2 separate regions of the Homo sapiens genome follow, and region 1 is linked to region 2. Evidence: read pairs that join two places in POLR2A ChIA-PET (ENCODE). Cell type or tissue: A673. All regions are shown on one strand. Links, peaks and the distances in the headings refer to the core of each region. The heading gives the core; the rest is flanking DNA.

The links. Peaks named below come from ENCODE experiments on the same cell type or tissue, not always from the same donor. Only the 100,000 strongest peaks of a DNase experiment are listed, where the experiment ranks them.
Region 1: POLR2A ChIA-PET joins it to region 2 with 12 read pairs; 2 of 35 experiments call an interaction of 5 or more read pairs at or near these places.

Annotation. Positions count from the first base shown.
Region 1 is chr12:122,887,047-122,889,546 of GRCh38, reverse strand. All of the region lies in intron 1 of VPS37B (VPS37B subunit of ESCRT-I), which reads left to right. Among named protein-coding and RNA genes, the nearest start is that of VPS37B, 7.8 kb to the left of the region's middle. RefSeq lists enhancers at 731-1,025, 404-1,120, 1,939-2,068, 2,079-2,158. In A673, for the core only: no CTCF peak of the experiment used is centred there; a DNase peak (open chromatin) is centred at 1,156; H3K4me3 peaks cover 311 bases; H3K27ac peaks cover 2,378 bases.
Region 2 is chr12:123,315,646-123,326,972 of GRCh38, reverse strand. SBNO1 (strawberry notch homolog 1) reads left to right here. Exons shown (of 32, transcript NM_001167856.3): 14 at 639-821; 15 at 1,374-1,471; 16 at 3,142-3,293; 17 at 5,241-5,438; 18 at 6,107-6,274; 19 at 6,366-6,541; 20 at 6,942-7,073; 21 at 9,617-9,752; 22 at 11,313-11,327. Among named protein-coding and RNA genes, the nearest start is that of MIR8072, 44 kb to the left of the region's middle. In A673, for the core only: no CTCF peak of the experiment used is centred there; no DNase peak of the experiment used is centred there.

The sequences.
Region 1 (2,500 bases), core at 1-2,500, 440 kb after region 2:
TTCTCCATGTTGGTCGGGCTGGTCTAGAACTCCTGACCTCAGGTGATCCGTCCGCCTCGGCCTCCCAAAGTGCTGGGATTACAGGCGTGAGCCACCGCGCCCGGCCTGAAACTGCTCTTTAGGGAGGTTAATCTGTCAGCAAAGCGTGGGCTGGCTTGGCGTGGCAGGACCAGGTTGGCGGCGGAAGTGGAGGTTAGGAAGAAATTAGGATTTGAGCTAGGGCTCTGGGAGAGGTATTCGGACCAGCTGGCCCGACTCCCTTTCTCACTTCCCCTCTCCTGCTGACCTGAAGTGCTTTCCCCACCTCTGTCACAGGCACGTGGTCTCTTAGCTTCTTTGTATACCTCTCCTGTGGCACTTGACACACATTTTGTAAGTCACTTCCCTGTGTCCCCCACTGGCTTGGGGGCTGCATTTTGTCATGTTTGTCTTTTTGTCCTTGGCACCCAGCACAGTGCCTGGCACCCAGGATGTGCCTGGGTAGTGCTGCTGAGTGAGTGGTGATAACCGGGCTTCAAGTGGAAGTGAGTAGGAGACAGGGCTCTGGTGAGCGGGGAGGGGAGGGGCAGTGGGGGTGCAGGAGGGAGGGAGTCATTGAGGCCGGATTAGGCAGAGCATGAGGGATGGGCAGGGCTTTGTCCCGCAGGCAGTTGGAGTGTGGTTCTGGAGCTCAGGGTGAATGCTCTGCTTGGAGACAGAAATTCAAGCCACTCTCCTCCAAGTGCTTGTGGAAATCAAGGAGAATATAAAAGTTTGAAAGGCCACTAGGAGCTATTAGTGGGTTGGGAGAAGGAAAGAGCTGCCATCGAAGGGAGGGGAGAAACGAGAGAAACAAGTTGGATGACCTAACATCCTGTTAGAGACTGGCTGGAAGAGGAACCCAGAAGTAGACTGCACTGTTTGACCCTCACCGGTCGGTCGTATGCAGAGTGGTTGTGTTCTTGAGCTGAGGAATGCCGGCCTTGTTGCCTGTTTGGCTTTGATTACAGTATTTGTAGCAGAATGTTGCTATGGAGATTCATGCCAGGTACGCAGTGGGAGGTGATCTAGAAGACCGTGTGCCAGCCACTCGTAGGTAATCACTGGCGCTCAGAACATGCTGAGACAAGAGTTCTCGTTGGTTTATTTCCTTCCCCAGCTGTGTGAGTTTTCAGATTTCATCATTGGAAATGATGTCTTACCCAATGATACAAAAGCAGAGGAAATGCCTTTGTAGAATTTCTTCCAAGGGAAGAATGAAAGTAGAGAGGTGACTTAGCTTAGCTTTGTTGTCTCTAGAATACGTTACAGTGTGTCAAGGGAAGGCTTTTCAAAGTATTTGTCAAGGGATTGTGAGGAACGTAGTCCATTACTTTGTCAAAGAGTTTATGTGAAAAGTAGATATTTGAATAATTTCTTATATTTCAAGCAGCGTTACAGCTAATGTTTCTTTTAAATCAAACCTTTTATCTCCAAGGTTAACTAATGGCACCTCGAGGTTACATCTGCAGCCCAGTGTCTAGGATAGTAGAGGAACATAGTGCAAATTCATGTTTGTCATCAGAGCTGGGTGTGGTGGCTGACACCTGTAAATCCAGCTACTCCGAAGGCTGAGGTGGGAGGATCTCTTGAGCCCCATGAGTTTGAGACCAGCCTGGGCGACATAGTGAGACCCTGTCTAAAAGAAAAAAAACAAAAGTGGTCTAACATGTTTGCCATCAGACAGTAGTTTTCATTAATGTGAACATGACTGAGGTCAAGAAGTTTATTCATGTACCCAGCCTTTGCGGAGCATCTGTGGTGTGCCACTTGGGGGATGTGAAACCAGTAAACCACATAGTTTTCATCATTTAGGATCATGCAGGTGTACAGGGTACATGTGAAACAGTAGTGAGGCCCACACACTGGTGGGGGGAGATCCAGTAAGCCTTTGGAAGGTGGGGGGTCAGCAGGGAGTGTTTCCTGGAGAAGATGAATGACTCATAAGTTATGATTCAGAGAATGAGTTAAGAGTTAGCCAGGTAATGAGGGAGAAGGGCTCCCAGGCATATGGGAGGAACAAAGGCACTTAGGGAAGAAGCCGGGACAGAGTGTGTGTGCATACAGGAATATTATAAGTATTGCTGGAGGGACCAGGGCAGGGTGTAGTGGGGGCTGAGGCCCAAAAGGCAGTCAGGGACCAGATGGCCTCATATGCCCTGTTAAGGAGCTTGGGCTTGATCCTCTAGGCAGGGAGCCGTTGGAGGATTTAAGCCAGGGAGTGCTGCGGTTGGTCACACTCGCCATTTATGTAGATCGTTTTGGCAGCCAGGGGAAGGATGGATTTGAGGGGGATGAGATTAGAAAGCTGGGATATGAGTTAGGAGGCTGAAAGATGGTTGATAAAAATGATCGTTGGGCAGCCGAGATAACTGACTTCAAGGACATATACTGGACTTATAGCAGAGCCTGTTGAGTCTTGCTTTTGCACACAGTTCAAATAATCACTTAGTCATGTGGTTTATCTGCCAGTGGCAAATGT
Region 2 (11,327 bases), core at 829-3,328:
ATAGGCTGTTTAACCAATGTGTTTTTTTTTGTTTTTGTTTTTAATTGAAGCAGGGTCTTACTCTGTCACCCAGACTGGAGTACAGTGGTGTGATCTTGGCTTACTGCAACCTCTACCTCCCAGGTTCAAGGAGTCCTCCAGACTCTGCCTCCTGAGTATCAGGGACTGCAGGCGCATGTCAATGTGCCTGGCTGATTTTTGTATTTTTTGGTAGAGATGAGGTTTTACAGTGTTGCCCAGCCTGATCTGGAACTCCTGGGCTCAAGCAATCCACCTGCCTCAGCCTCCCAAAGTGCTGGGATTACAGGCATCAGCCACTGCGCCTGGCCTAACCAATGTTCTTATATTTCAGATTGTCCATGTTTTCATTTTGTTAAGGTAATTCATAAGTTATAGCCATTTATTTCAGTTGCATAGTTCTTAAAATCACATTATTTTCTAAAATGACTGCATTAGGTAATAAGAAACTTGAGACAACTGTGTGAGTATCCTGAGAAATAGATTCCCAAGTTACTAAAGATGATTTATTAAATTAATATTAAATGGTCTTGCACTTAACATTGTTTTGATTTAATTGGTATTTTTAAATAACTAGACTCAAAGATGAAGTGTCTGAAATGTTGATTATGTATCTTCAGTGGGTCATCGCCAGAGAGCGGTTTCAGCAAGCTGCAGATCTGATTGATGCTGAGCAACGAATGAAGAAGTCCATGTGGGGTCAGTTCTGGTCTGCTCACCAGAGGTTCTTCAAATACTTATGCATAGCATCCAAAGTTAAAAGGGTTGTGCAACTAGCTCGAGAGGAAATCAAGAATGGAAAAGTAAGTAGAAGAACTCATTAAGAGATTGTTTGGGGGTTATGTTGTTTAGTCTTTGTGGGTGCTGAGGTTTTCTGCTTGTAAAATCTGGTTTTCCTAAAGGATAGTAAAACTTCTAAAAAATACATTTCTTAAAATTATAAAAGCAATGCCTGCTTAGAGAATTTAGAGAGTTCAGAAAAGTATAACAAAGTAAACATCACTATAATTGGTCATCCATAGCTGGTAGCACTGGTAACATATGGATGTGTATTGCGTTAAGGTTTTTTCTTTTCGGTGAATATTTATCTACTTAAAGCATAAGATACTATAAACTGTACAAGGGCAGGGGCTTCACTCATGCTTACTACTGTCTGTAATCCTATCTCCTGCCTAAATTTTTGACAAATAACCTGTCTCAAATATGTAGAAGAAATAAGTAAAACAAATTTGTGTTTTATAATAATGAGGACATTCTTGTTTGAAATCTTTGTTTAGCTAAATGTTTAAAATATGTCTTGGTAAGAAGCCACAAACATTATTATTCATAATTAACATGTTTTCTTTTTTCTCCAGTGTGTTGTAATTGGTCTGCAGTCTACAGGAGAAGCTAGAACATTAGAAGCTTTGGAAGAGGGCGGGGGAGAATTGAATGATTTTGTTTCAACTGCCAAGTAATGTTTTTGTTCTTTTAATGTTTTTGTTTCTTTTTGAGTTCTTCCTTACCTTAGTTCCAATGTGGGCATTTCCTGGAGACAAAACTTTTGTTTCACCTGCATCATCTTTAAGTTTTCTTGATCTGAGTTTTCTGCTTTTCTGTAACAGTGTATCTATTGGAAAACAATAACAGAAATCTCATAATCCTAAAATGTTAAGCATTTTGCTAATATTACACAGAGTATGTGAACTAACAGAAGGGCTAGACTTTGTTTATCTTGTACATCTTGGAAATCTGTGACAGCTTGGCTTAGATTCAGTTTTAGTGTACTGTATTTGAAATTACCGTTATCCACAGGAACAGTAACTATAGTTTGTCCTAATATAACGAAGTCTACTTTATAAGTTGGCTGAGCATGGTGGCTCACAGCTGTAATCTCAGCACTTTGGGAGGCCAACATGGGCACATCACTTGAGGTCAGTAGTTTGAGACCAGCCTGGCCAAAATGGTGAAACCCCATCTCAACTAAAAATAAAAAAAATTAGTTGGGCATGGTGGCACACGTCCTGTAGTCCCACCTACCTGGGAGGCTGAGGCAGGAGAATCCATTGAACCCGTGAGGTGGAGGTTGCAGTGAGCCAAGATCGCACCACTCCACTCCACTCCCCTCTGGGCGGCAGAGTGAGACCCTGTCTCAAAAAAAAATAAAATAAAATAAAGTCTACTTTAAAAGTTGAAAATAAGCATGAGATCTTCAGAAATAGATTTTAAAATGTTTTAGGCATTGTTTTTAGTTTGCCTAACCTCCACATTCAAACTCTGGTAGTAAACTGAGCAAAATAAACTTGCTGCTCTACTATTTTGTGCCTCGGGATGCATTCAGATGCTCCTTTCAAAAGCAATACATGGGGCTCACGCCTGTAATCCAGGCACTTTGGGAGGCTGAGTCTGGTGGATCACGAGAGCTCAGGAGTTTGAGACCAGCCTGGCCAACACGGTGAAACCTCGTCTCTACTAAAAATACAAAAACTAGCCAGGCGTGGTGGCGGGCACCTGTAATCCCAGCTACTGGAGAGGCTGAGGCAGGAGAATTGCTTGAACCCAGGCGGCGGAGGTTGCAGTGAGCTGAGATGGCACCATTGCACTCCAGCCTGGGTGACAGAGAGACTCGGTCTCAAAAAAAAAAAAAAAAAGAAAAAAGCAAGACATACACCTGCTAATCTATATTTTTCTGTACATAATTGCCTAGAACTACCGTGTCCAGAATGGCAGCCGCTTGTCACATGTGGCTATTGAGCAGTTGAAATGACTGGTCCATATTGAGATGTTATTATATGTGTACTGAGCCAGGTTTCAAAGACTCCTTAAGAGAAAATAACATAAAACATATGTGTTGACATGGTATATTGAGTTAAAATGTATTATTAAAATTAGTTCCACCAGTTTTATTTATTTTTTACTTTTTTAATTTAAGCTACCAGAAAATACAATAATTGTGTATGTGGTTTGGCTTGCATTCTTATTATTTAGTTGGACAGCTTTGGGCTAGAAAATTAAAATTTATTTGAGCTCGTTTATCAGTATTTTGTAAAACTGAACAAAGTATATTTCAATATATTTAATAATACTTTACATATAATTATTTTGTCAACTGAAGCAGTAATTGTCACTGTTTCTCTCCTACAGAGGTGTGTTGCAGTCACTCATTGAAAAACATTTTCCTGCTCCAGACAGGAAAAAACTTTATAGTTTACTAGGAATCGATTTGACAGCTCCAAGTAACAACAGTTCGCCAAGAGATAGTCCTTGTAAAGAAAATAAAATAAAGAAGCGGAAAGGTGAGCACTTTAAAAAAGAAAAAATAGGCCAGGTGCGGTGGCTCACACCTGTAATCCCAGCACTTTGGGAGGCTGAGGTGGGCAGATCACGAGGTCAGGAGATCGAGACCATCCTGGCTAACACGGTGAAACCCCATCTCTACTGAAAATACAAAAAATTAGCCGGGCATCGTGGTGGGCACCTATAGTCCCAGCTACTCGGGAGGCTGAGGCAGGAGAATGTCGTGAACCCAGGAGGCAGAGCTTGCAGTGAGCCGAGATAGCGCTGCTGCACTCCAGCCTGGATGACAGAGCGAGACTCTGTCTCAAAAAAGAAAAAGAAAAAAGAAAATAGTTGACGTTGAAAATACTGTTGAAATTAAAACATAAGCATTTTAAAGTGGCTATATTTTGGGAATGAACTGCCTTCCATGAATTCACAAATGGTTCCAAATTTTCACTGTCACTTGTACAATTTTGAATGCACAAGTTATCCCCGTTTTAAATTAGGAATTGAGCAATTCACTGGTGGTTGGCAGTGTGTTAAGCACTTGGCTATATACATTCTACCATATAACCTGGCAGAGGTCCATACGAAATTAGGTCTTATTTTTCCAATTTTATAGACAGAGATCATTGAAGCACAGAAAGATTTAAAGATTAAAGAGTTTTCCTAGTTTCACAGAGATAGTTAATGATGCATGGGAACTAAAACCTGTGTCTTTGTATTGTCAGACCTGTTCTTTAATATATAGACAGCTGGGTGTTTCAGTAGTTTTCTTTAAAAGAGCCTTTTCTTTTTTTTTCTTTTTTTTTTTTGAGACAGGGTCTCCGTCTCCGTCACCCAGGCTGGAGTGCAGTGGTACCATCTTGGCTCACTGCAACCTCTGCCTCCTGGGTTCAAGGAGCTGGGATTACAGGCATGCACCACCACGCCCTGCTAATTTTTGTATTTTTAGTAGAGATGGGGTTTCACCATGTTGGCCAGGCTGGTCTCAAACTCCTGAGCTTAAGCAATGCACCCACCTAGGCCTCCCAAAGTGCTGGGATTACAGGTGTGAGCCATCTCGCCCAGCCCTGTTTTGGTTTTAGAAGTTGACTTCTCGCCGGGCACAGTGGCTCACGCCTGTAATCCCAGCTTTTTGGGAGTTGAAACAGGCGGATCACCTGAGGTCAGGAGTTCGAGACCAGCCTGGCCAACATGGCGAAACCCCTTCTCTACTAAAAATTAAAAACTTAGCCAGGACTGGCGGCAGGGGCGCCTTATAATCCCAGCTATAAGGGAGGCTGAGGCATTAGAATCACTTGAACTCGGGAGGCAGAGGTTGCAGTGAGCCAAGATTATGCCACTGCACTTTAGCCTGGGAGACAGAGTAGACACTGTCTGGGGAAAAAAAAAAAATATCTGGTCATGGTTGCATGTGCCTGTAGTCCCAGGTACTTGGGAGGCTGAGGTGGGAGGATCACATGAGCCAGGGAAGTCGAGGCTGCAGTGAGCTATGATTGTGCCACTGCACTCCAGCCTGGGCAACAGTGAGGCCCTGTCTCCAAAAATAAAAAGGTTTTATAAATTGATTTTCTATTGATTTTCTAAGTATTCCATGTCTATAAACCTGTAATTATTAGGCCTCTTCTCAAATCTGATACACAGTCAAATTGTGACTATGCCAGAGGTTCTGCTTTTACTCTGTTGTCCTGAATATGTTTTGAAACTTGTGCACTTGAAGGCAGTCTTGACTTAGTACTTTTGTATCCAATTTCTTCTTCAGAATAAATGTTTATAACCTTATTTTTTATGGGAGTCCAAAAGGTTAGTGCTGGTTTGTGAATTCTGTTTGTTTTTTGACTTAACCTAAATACTTTTCCTCTGCACTTTTCATTTGAATTAATTCATGAACTAAATGTGATGTACTGGATCTTAAGAAACATTGAATTTGGGCTGACTCTCTTGTTTGTGGCGGAGGGTAGGTGAAGAAATAACTCGAGAAGCCAAAAAAGCACGAAAAGTAGGTGGCCTTACTGGTAGCAGTTCTGACGACAGTGGAAGTGAATCTGATGCCTCTGATAATGAAGAAAGTGACTATGAGAGCTCTAAAAACATGAGTTCTGGAGATGATGACGATTTCAACCCATTTTTAGATGAGTCTAATGAGGATGATGAAAATGGTAAGTTCAGTATATTAAATATACACGAAAGCATATAATATTTCAGTATATTTGAAAATGGGATATGAAACCTTTTCTTCTGTACAGTACAAATGATCACACAGATTATAATCTTTGCTTGGTGGAAAGCTCCAGGCTTATCTACCTTCTGGAAGTTTGAGCCTCATATATGTGAGAAGATAACCTCAATTTTGTGCAGTTATTTTTAACTTGAAAACATGGATTTGTACCCCATGGTGTATGGATGAACCAATGTAGGTGGTGATAAGTTATCAGTTAACAATATAAAAAATTTCATCCAGGCGCGGTGGCTCATGCCTGTAATCCCAGCAATTTGGGAGGCTAAGGTGGGTGGATCACCTGAGGCTGGGAGTTCGAGATCAGCCTGACCAACGTGGAAAAACCCCATCTCTACTAAAAATACAAAATTAGCCAGGTGTGGTGGCACATACCTGTAATCCCAGCTACTCAGGAGGCTGAGGCAGGAGAATCGCTTGAACCCAGGAGGTGGAGATTGCAGTAAGCTGAGATTGCGCCATTGCACTCCAGCCTGGGCTACAACAGCGAAACATTGTCTCAAAAAAATAAAATTTCAAAGGTTGTTTCCTTTGAAGATTCTGTACTTGTTTTAACAAATGATTTGACATGTATCTTTCCTTAACACTCAGATCCCTGGTTAATTAGAAAAGACCACAAGAAAAACAAAGAGAAAAAAAAGAAGAAAAGTATAGATCCAGATTCTATTCAAAGTGCCTTATTAGCATCAGGTCTTGGATCAAAACGACCTAGTTTTTCATCTACACCAGTTATCTCACCTGCTCCTAACAGTACACCAGGTATCCATACAGAAACTTCCTTTTTGAAATACTGTTTTAAACAAAAATATTTAAACTTTGTACTAACTTTTAGCAAATGTTCTTTATCTAGCTAACAGTAACACCAACAGTAACAGTAGCCTTATAACAAGTCAGGATGCTGTGGAAAGGGCTCAGCAGATGAAGAAAGACCTGCTTGATAAGCTAGAAAAATTAGCTGAAGACCTCCCCCCTAATACCCTGGATGAACTTATCGATGAACTTGGTGGCCCTGAGAACGTTGCTGAGGTAAATAGGCCTGTATCTCTTGGTGACATTTTTGCCATTTGAACCCCTGTAAAATGAGTTGTATTTTGACTGTCTTCACATAATAATCTAAATTTCTTAGATCATAGAATTCTTGTTCTACTTTAGTTGCCATCCTACATCCAATGAACTGCTGCCTGCAGTATCTGAGTGTCTGTCCCAAGCCACTGGTCCTAGTTACTGCACTTATCACGCATCTTTTGTGATCGTGGCCATGTGTCAAGGTTTTTCCAGGGACTCTGTTGCAGTGTTCTGTATCCTTCAGTGTGTGGTGCAGCACAGCCTGTGCTCTTATCTCCCAAGTGTCTTCAAGGAAAGAGGCACTGAGTCCATCCACCGCAGTCAGATACCTTCATTGTAATGACATTGTTTGGCTTCTCAGATGACTGGCCGCAAGGGACGGGTTGTGAGCAATGATGATGGAAGCATATCTTATGAGTCAAGATCTGAACTTGATGTGCCTGTGGAAATACTAAACATCACAGAAAAACAACGATTTATGGATGGAGATAAGGTATGTTTTACTGAGATGCTTCTCAGTGAAAAGAACAATGCCTGTATATTTAGATTAAGCTTTAGAAGAGTCTTTTTCCTTTTAATATAAGTCATGTCCATTGAGTATTGTCATTCTGTATTTTTTAGTAATTGTACATACTGAATATTGTACGTGTTTTTATTATTTTATCATTGAATATAGTAAGTATTGGCTGGGTGCAGTGGCTCAGGCCTGTAATTCCAGCACTTTGGGAGGCCAAGGTGGGCAGATCACTTGAGCTCTGGAGTTTGAGACCAGCCTGGGCAGCATGGTGAAACCCCGTCTCTACTGAAAATACAAAAATTTAGCTGGGTGTGGTAGTGCATGCCTGTAGTCCCAGCTGCTCAGAAGGCAGAGGTGGGAGGATAGCTTAACCCTGGGCTATGCAGGTTGCAGTGAGCCGAGATCGCACCACTACACTCCAGCCTGTGCAACAGAGCTATTACACAAATTTTTTTAGTAATTGCCTTTACTCACTGAATATTTTGCATGTTTTTATTATTTTATCATTGAATATAATAAGTATTGTGTGTAATGCATAGAATCAGATATGGCTCTTGAGTGCTTTGGAGGCTTTTGAAATATTTAATCATGATATAAAAATACTGTGTTTTCTCCAGGCGTGGTGGCTCACGCCTGTAATCCCAGCACTTTGGGAGGCCGAGATGGGCAGATCATGAGGTCAGGAGTTCAAGACCAGGCTGGCAAACATGGTGGTGAAACCCCATCTCTACTAAAAATACAAAAATTGGTCGGGTGTGGTGGCATGTGCCTGTAGTCCCAGCTACTCAGGAGGCTGAGGGAGGAGAATAGCTGGAACCTGGGAGGCAGGGGTTGCAGTGAGCCAAGACTGCACCATTGCATTTCCACCTGGGCAGCAGAGTGAGACTGTCTCAAAAAAAAAAAAAAAACGTTCCCTTAGTTCATCTTGGTGTTGTGACATCTAATGTCATTCCGATTTTGAGACTAAAATATTTATGTGTGTCCATATTACTAGTAATTTTGGTTTCACTGTTTATTTTATTGCTATGTCATGTTATATTAAGACGATTTACTGTAAATGGCTTACAGATTACATTCCCATATCCAACCATTGTAGAGATTTTGGGTGCCTCCAGAGACTCTTTTTTTTTTTTTTTTTGAGACAGAGTCTTACTCTGTTGCCCAGGCTGGAGTGCAGTGCAGTGGCATGATCTCAACTCACTGCTACCTTCACCTCCTGGGTCCAAGTGATTCTTGTGCCTCAGCCTCCCGAGTAGCTGGGACTACAGGCACGCGCCACCACGCCTGGCTAATTTTTGTATTTTTTGATAGAGACAGGTTTCACCATATTGACCTGGCTGGTCTTGAACTCCATGCCTCAAGTGGTGTACCCACCTCTGCCTCCCAAAATGCTGGGATTATAGGCGTGAGCTACTGTGCTGGCCCAGAGACTCTTTCTGTAGACTTTGTTTGAGAAGGACCGTCACTTTGTCCCCCAGGCTGGATCTCAGCTCACTGCCACCTCCACCTCCCGGGTTCAAGCAGTTCTCTGCCTCAGCCTCCTGAGTAGCTGGGAATATAGGCACACACCACCACACCTGGCTAATTTTTGAATTTTTAGTAGAGACAAGGTTTCGTCATGTTTGCCAGGCTGGTCTTGAACTCCTGACCTCAAATGATCCGTCTGCCTCGGCCTCTCAAAGTACTAGGATTACAAGAGTTTGAGACCAGCCTGGGCAACATAATGGGACCCTGCCCTGTACAGGGAAAATAGTCACATGATGGCACATGCCCACAGTCCCAGCTACTGAGGAGGCTGAGGTGAAAGGATCACTTGAGCTTGAGAGGTGAAAACTGTAGAGAGCTATGATTGCACCACTGCACTCCAGCTTGTGTGACAGAGTGAGACCCTGTCTCAAAAAATATATATATACAAAAAGATAATGTTACGTATTTTCAAGATTGTAGGTACAGGTATTAGTTATTTTATATAATTGCTTCATGAATCTAGGCCCATATGCATTAGGAATTACATTAGTTGGAATTAGTTTTGGTTGTTAAATAACAGAAAATACAAAGTCTGTTAAGTGTTGACTTCAATAAGATAGATTATTTCTCTCATGGACACATTTGGGTAGGTGGAGCAGGGCTTGTATGCCCTCTTGAAGTCCAGGCATCTTCCGTGTTGTTCATTAAATTATGTGGGCCTCCATTTCCAAGTTACCTTTGTATTCCAAGATACCTGTTCCAGACTCTTGTCAGTACCTCTACATTTTACCTAACAGAGAGGAGACAAGGGGATGAGAAGGGCATGTCGCCTACTTTTAAGGACATTTCCTGTGCATCATACATTTTACCTACACCTTGCTGGCTGGAGAATGTTCACACTTAGCCGTAAGGGAGACTGGGAAATAAAACTGGAAGTCTTCATTATTGAGAAAGAAGGAGAGAATAGGCAGTCTGCTGAAGGACTTCATTTAAGGCACTGGCCTGCTTGTTCTTATGCAAAAGTGACTTTATTTTTCTTATATTTGACACAGAATATTGCTATCATCTCAGAAGCTGCCAGCTCGGGTATTTCATTACAAGCAGATAGGAGAGCTAAAAATCAAAGGCGAAGAGTTCATATGACTTTAGAATTACCTTGGAGCGCTGATAGAGCAATTCAACAGTTCGGTAAGTTCCTACAAACTGGATTTCACTTAATGGATAGCTAGGAATCATTGGGGTAAATTTGCGCATACCAAAACCTAGGTTTAGGCCGGGCACAGAGGCTCACGCCTGTAATTCCAACATTTCGGGAGGCCACTGTGGGAGGATAACTTGAGTCCGGGAGTTTGAGACCAGCCTGGTCAACGCAGTGAGACCCTTTCTCCACCAAAAGAAAAGAAAAACAGCTGAGAGCAGTGGCTCGTGCCTGTAATCCCAGCACTTTGGGAGGCTGAGGTGGGTGCATCACTTGAGGTAATAGTTTGAGACCAGCCTGGTCAACATGGTGAAACCCAGCCTCTACTAAAAATACAAAAATTAACTGGGTGTGTTGGCACACACCTGTAATCCCAGCTACTTAGGGTGCTGAGACGGGAGAATTGCTTGAACCTGGGAGGCGCAGGCTGCAGTGAGCTGAGATCACGCTATTGCACTCCAGCCTGGGCAACATAGGGAGATTCCATCTCAAAAAAAAAAAAAAAAAGAAGAAGAAAAGAAAAACTTGCTGGGTGTGGTGGCGTGTGCCTGTAGTCCCAGCTACTCAGGAGGCTGAGGTAGGAGGATTACTTGAGTCCAGGAGTTCAAGGTTGCAGTGAGATATGATTTCACCACTGCACTCCAGCCTGGGTGACAGAGCGTGACCTTGTCTCAAAAAACAAAAACAGGCTGGGCGCAGCGGCTCACGCCTGTAATCCCAGCACTTTGGCAGGCTGAGGTGGGTGGATCACCTGAGGTCGGGAGTTCAAGACCAGGATGACCAACATGGAGAAACCCTGTCTGTACTAAAAATACAAAATTAGCCGGGCGTGGTGGTGCATGCCTGTAATCCTGGCTACTCAGGAGGCAGAGGTAGGAGAATCGCTTGAACCCGGGAGGCGGAGGTTGCAGTGAGCCAAGATCACACCATTGCACTCTACCTTTGGCAACAAGAGCGAAACTCTAACAACAACAAAAAAATCCTGTTTAATGTCTTATATCTTATCTCGAAATCTCAGATCTTGCATTTAAGGAGTGTTATATATATACTTTATAGTATATGATGCATTGTGGATTCATTTTTTGCTTGTTTACAAGTTGTAAAAAATATATATGTGGTGGGAATTTGTGGGGTTCCAAGAACAGGGTTCCTCAAGGAGTGTCCTTATAAAACTTAAGGATGTATTAGGTCCATATCAGAGAAGCTGCTACTTCTATATGTGTTTCCAACCTCAGTAGCTTCACCAAAGGCCCATAGCTCCTCCCTCCATCTTCATGTTCTTGTGACCAATGATTTGAAAAACAATTTTGGGAAAATCCAGAGTAATTGTGCATCAGTAACATGTGGTTAAGCAAAATTGGGGTAGCAATGCTAATACTTCTGTCATTGAGCAGTTTTATGTGTGTTATGGTAATTTTACATTATCTGTAATTTTTATTGTTTAGTGGTTTCCCAATACCAGTTTAGTGTTAAATGCTAGGAATACATCTCAGAATATTCTCTGTCCAGCGAACACAATCAATGATCTTTAAAACAAAATTTCGTTGCAGGACGTACTCATAGAT